Linked DNA regions of Homo sapiens: region 2 is linked to region 1. The links are chromatin loops, found by intact Hi-C in ENCODE. Cell type or tissue: ascending aorta. All regions are shown on one strand. Each heading gives the region's core, and the rest is flanking DNA. Links, peaks and the distances in the headings are about the cores only.

Region 1 (2,922 bases), core at 408-2,907:
ACACTCACACGCACGCTCACACTTTTTATTTGCCATAATGAACCGTCCAGCCCCTGTGGAGATCTCCTATGAGAACATGCGTTTTCTGATAACTCACAACCCTACCAATGCTACTCTCAACAAGTTCACAGAGGTAAGATTGTGGCATGGTCTACTTTTTGGATTGATTTCTAGGTAAAATCCCATTAAAAAATTCTCTTAGCACAAAGCCATTTATTCTGTATTTGGAGTCATCCTGCCAATCCTGGTTTGAATTGGGTTGGGTTAGTTACAGCAGATTTTTTCAAGAACATTTTGTGAAATTTGGGGACTGTAGAGATATCTAGTACTGTTTTCTCTGTGTTCTTTCTACATTTATTGACAGGTTTTTTTGGTCAAACATTCAGTAATGATAATTAACATTTATTGACCACGATATGCACTTAGCATTATAACAAACAATGTTACACATTATGCAACGAGCAGTGTTTGTGCTTAAGGTCACAAATACAAAAACCCTATGAGGTGTAGCTACCATTATTTCCCTCTTACCAATGAGGAAACAGGTTCAGAGCCATTTAGTAATTTGCCTAATGGCACATAGTATGTGGTGGAACTAATGTACTTGCCTAGGTGTCTGACACTAAAAACCATTCTGTATGTACTTCAGATATTCTAACCACCTTTGATGAAAAGGCACCCCCAGACTACTTCGTTGTAATAATCGTATACAAGGGTCCAGAAACTTGGGTGAAGGAAAGGTGGTAGAGGTAGTATTTTTATGTCAGATCCTTAATATTTTTTCTATTGGTAGGAGAAAAAACTCTTTGTACTTCTTTGAGCAAGCATTTGAACATAAGTTTTTTTTTTTTTTTGGGAGATGGAGTCTCGCTCTTCGCCAGGCTGGAGTGCAGTGGCACTATCTCGGCTCACTGCAAGTTCCCCCTCCCGGGTTCACGCCATTCTCCTGCCTCAGCCTCCCTGATAGCTGGGACTACAGGCACCTGCCACCACTCCCGGCTAATTTTTTGTATTTCTAGTAGAGACGGGATTTCACCATGTTAGCCAGGATGGTCTTGATCTCCTGACCTTGTGATCTGTCACCTCGGCCTCCCAAAGTGCTGGGATTACAGGCATGAGCCACCGTGCCCAGCCCTTTTTTTTTTTTTTTTTTTTGAGACGGAGTGCAGTGGCACGATCTTGGCTCACTGCAACCTGCACCTCCCAGGTTTAAGCGATTCTCCTGCCTCAGCTCCCAAGTAGCTGGGACTACAGGCGCGCGCCACCACACCCAGCTAATTTTTGTATTTTTAGTAGAGACGAAGTTTCACCGTGTTGGCCAGGATGGTCTTGATCTCTTGACCTCGTGATCCGCCTTCCTCGGCCTCCCAAAATGCTGGGATTACAGGCGTGAGCCACTGTGCCTGACCAGAACATAAGCTTTTTAATCATTCTTGGGTTGTTGAGTTTAAATGATTTTTCTTGCTGTATTTATGGAGTAGAGTTAGAAAGGTGGGTGAACTCTTAGTGATTTTCATTTTATAGATGGGAAAACTGAGACCAAAAGAGGATTTGACTTGCTTAAGGTCACAAATACCATAAAAAATTTTATCGCAACTTTTCAATGAATGGCTATTACAGAGTTTATTTTAATGGGATTTTATTTGTATTTTGAAACATTTTTAAAATTCCTGACAATACTTCTACCTTTCTTGAGTCTGTATTATAAGAAGGCCTTTTTGTGAAAAATGAAGTCCTTTAGCAATTAAAATAATTTTACACTTTAGATAACTAAATGATGGACCCTTCTTATAGGATATCACTGTGCCTGCTTATTTATACTTATAATTCCCTGAGCTTCTTAACTTTGTATACACAGCGTACAAGTTGATTCTACGCCTGTATGCCCTCAGATTGTTCAGTCACCTTTAAGCCTGGCTGAATTATGTGGTACTATTTTCAACCTGTGGATTCCTTGGCCATAGTCTCCAGAAGTGGCACAGGCCACTGTCCTCCTGCAACTATAAAAAAGATATTGGTAGCCCCTTGAAGATAGGTAGTCACTGGGTTAGGGATTCACCGTAGGGAGAGTTTTAAAGGAGCAAGGCTTCTGGCTATAACTGCATTAGCTGTCTTTTTAATATACCACTTTTTTTCTTAATTTCAGAATTTTATTTCTTTAAAAAAAGCATGTTTATTTCATAAAAATATAAAGATACAGATAAGCAAAAAGAATTTAACAACATTTAATTGTTAATAACTGGCTTCTAGATGTTTTTCTCTGCATATATCTGTGTGTATTCATAAATACACATACAGATAGGATCACACTATATATTTTTTAAAATCTTTCCCCATCTTCCTTGGTATTGTTTTTATAGCTGTCATAGTGTTCACTATATGGATGTGCCATACTTCTTTAATCATTCCCTTATTTTTGGACCATTAATGTGGTTTCTAATTTTTCACCATTCCAGTTTGTGGTGAATGTGCTGTTACCTAAATATTTGTATATGTCTTTAATTATTTCTTTTGTATAAACTCCCAGAAGTAGAATTTTTAGGTTGCAGTGTATGTGAACTTTTGTGTAAGTTTTCACGTTATGCTACCAAACTGCCCTTTAGAAAGGTGAGTCTCACACTGCCACTGAGATTTCATGAGTGTCCATTGAATATATAACCACAGTGAGAACAATTCTGATCTTTGTCTAAAAATGATATCTCATTGTTTTAATTTATAATAGTAGATTTCTTTTTTTTTTTTTTTTTTTTTTTTTTTGGAGACGGAGTCTCGCTCTGTCGCCCAGGCTGGAGTGCAGTGGCACGATCTCGGCTCACTGCAATATCTGCCTCCTGGGTTCAAGCGATTCTCCTGCCTCAGCCTCCTGAGTAGCTGGGATTACAGGCCCGCACCACCACACTCAGCTGATCTTTGTATTTTTAA
Region 2 (2,922 bases), core at 101-2,600, 80 kb after region 1:
ATTACAAGTGTGAGCCACTGTGCTCGGCCTATTTTATTGTTTTTAGAGACAGGGTCTCACATTTTCTCTCTTATCATTTAAACTTTAAAATTTTTTTCTCATTTAATTTTTCTTTCTTCATTTCTATCTTACGTGTTGCATCAGTGCGTTCTCTTTTATGTTACTTTTGGTTTGACTTCAAGGTTATGATGAGCTATGATTGTGCCACTGAACTTCAGCCTGGACAACAGAGTGAGCCTCTTTCTTCTGTTCTTCGCCTGGCTGACTCCTACTCACCCTCCAGATCTCAGCTGGAAAAGTCCACTCCCCAGGGAGACCTCCCTGACTCCCCTAAACTCAGCAACCTGGGATTCTGTACGTTTTTTCCTGGCGCACAGGGTCAGCACACATTTTCATCCAAGGATGGACAGTAGGGGCACTCTGTCAGCCCACAAGGCCTTGTTAGGATGATAGCACAATTTCTATTTGGCTTTCTGAAATACTGACAATAGTACTGGGGTCCCCATGACACGGGTAACTAGAGTTCCTGGGCACCTTCAAATGAAAGGAGAGTCTTGGTGAGAGGGGTGGAGGAAATGCCAGATGCCTCCTGTGGGCTTTAAATCCAATGAAGAGGGACAGAAAATTCAGCAGGGCTGTGTCCTGGGATTGTTTGGGCAAAACCATGAGTGTCGACCAGGAGCAGGGTGGGGTTCTGGTCCATGGAGCTCTCTGGAGGAACAGAGACTAAGCTGCCTTCCTGAGACAGCTTTGGTTTTTCTTTTAATTGTGTTTTAATTGCGCAAGTGACATTTAAACAGCACTAAAGGCAATGTTTAAAGAGAAATAAAACTATTGGATCACATCCATCTTACACATCTGATGAGTTGGAAAGAGCACCGAACATGGAGTCCAACACACCAGGGTTGGCACGCCTCTCTGCTAATTACTGCCTGCACCACCTCAGGCAGGTTTTCTTGCCCTTCTCTTTGCCTTAGCTGCCTTACCTGTAAAGGGGAATGACTCTTAGCTCACAGGGAGCTGGGGAGAACTGGAGGATTCAGTGAGATCGTATGTGTATAAGCCCTGGGCATGGAGTCAGGGCTATGGGGGCACTCAGTAAGGTTTCTCTCTTTTATCAAGGCAACTGTGTTCATTTTCTTATATTCTCTGCCAAGCTTCGATCAAGTCCAGATGAACATTTCGCACACGGTGATGATGCTTTAAGTTTAGTTCTGCAATCTGCTTGCAAACTTTCTATGTCATAAACACTCGTTTCAACATTTTCATAATTATTTTATGGTGGAACACCATGCCATTGAGCCAATATATCATTATTTATGTAACCATTCTTCTGCCATTGGACATTTCTCAGTTATGGATGGTTCTATATTTAATTCTGCATTCTATGATACTGTTGCTATCATTTGTAGCTCATTTGTGGAAGACTGAGTATTCTTCCATATTTTACTTACTATTTCTATTTAGTTACTTAAATTGCCTGCTCATGACCTTTGTACCCATCTGTCTTAGCAACTCAGATATTTTTTATTGATGTGTATAAAATCTTTACACCACGTAGCTATTAGCCATTTTCCATTTTCCCCACTCCCAGGTGACATTTTAGTTTTAGTTATTTTTCTATTATACACACCCTAAACGTTTTATCTTTCCATCTTTGCATTTGTGATTTCTTTGAGTTTATACAACAAATATTATGTGAACATCTGATCTGGATGGCAGGTGCATGAAGAGGTATGGGAGTAAAGGACACTCCAGTTCCTGACTCCAGAAGGCCTCAGTTAAGTTGGGAATACAAACTGGAAAACAATTACAATATTGCCCTGCTAAGTTCTAGAAGAGTAAAGAATTGCAACAGCAGCAGAGGTTGTTTGCACGCTCCCTCTCTCTCTGTACCGGGCCCCATTCTAAGAACTTGCATATACTATCTCATTTAAAACCACAACAATCCTGTGATTTAGCTACTATTTTTAGCCCCATTTTACAGACGAGGAGAATGATCCTCAGAATGGCCACACGACTTACCTAAGCACCAACAGCCAATAAGAGCTGAAGCCAGTATTCGAAATCAGGCAGTTGGACTTCAGAGCTTGCCTTCTTAACTACCATACAAAACTAGCTGTTAGGGCAAGGATGTGGTGGTGATGCCAACAGAGGTGATAGGCATGGAGGTGTACATCAAGGAAACCCTCCAGGAGGAGGTGAGTCAAAGCTGAGAATAGAAAGACAGAGACAACTTCACCATCAGGCAAGGGGGTGTGGAGGAACGGACATTCCATGAATAAGGAAGAGCTCTTCCAAAGGTTTGGAGACGTAGCCCCTTGAGAGATGGTAAGCTGGCCAGAAGCCTCAAAGTTGAGGTGGTTCTATTATTGTTTACGTTTCCTTTATCTGTTTCTTCATCACAGGCTCCATGTTAGGTGCTGGAGATACAGTGATGAACAAGATATTCAAGGTACCTGCCTACCTGGAGTTTACAGTCTAATTGAGGGACACAGGAAGGAAGCTGTACTGACCATTTATCTTTCACTGCTGCTCAACAATTTAAAAAATTCCTGTCTGTGAGACTCTGTCTCAAAAAATGAATAAATAAAATTAAAAGAAAGAATACATGTAAAATGCTTAGCACACAATAAACACACAAGTATTGGTTCCCTTTCCTTTCCTCTTGTTTTCTGGAGGATTTTTACTTATTGTGGAAAAGAAAGCAATCCTTTCAGCATTTCCTTTTGTGTGTGTGTGTGTGTGTGTGTGTGTGTGTGTGTGTGTGTGTGTGTTTTCTTTTCGTTTTTAGAGAGGTCTTGCTCTGTTGCCCAGACTGGAGTGCAGTGGCGTGATCATAGCTCACTGCAGCCTTGAATTCCTGGGTTCAAACGATCCTCCCCAGTAGCTGGGAATACAGGTTTTTAAACGTTTCTGATG

The links. Peaks named below come from ENCODE experiments on the same cell type or tissue, not always from the same donor. Only the 100,000 strongest peaks of a DNase experiment are listed, where the experiment ranks them.
Region 2: it touches region 1 in a loop (3-fold over the local background); 2 of 110 quality-filtered maps call a loop at or near these places.

The regions. Positions count from the first base shown.
Region 1 is chr1:31,916,181-31,919,102 of GRCh38, reverse strand. It overlaps PTP4A2 (protein tyrosine phosphatase 4A2), which reads left to right. Exons shown (of 6, transcript NM_080391.4): 2 at 1-133. The coding sequence starts at 38. Among named protein-coding and RNA genes, the nearest start is that of PTP4A2, 21 kb to the left of the region's middle. In ascending aorta, for the core only: no CTCF peak of the experiment used is centred there; no DNase peak of the experiment used is centred there.
Region 2 is chr1:31,835,899-31,838,820 of GRCh38, reverse strand. No RefSeq gene overlaps it. Among named protein-coding and RNA genes, the nearest start is that of SPOCD1, 21 kb to the right of the region's middle. RefSeq lists a silencer at 306-489. In ascending aorta, for the core only: no CTCF peak of the experiment used is centred there; no DNase peak of the experiment used is centred there.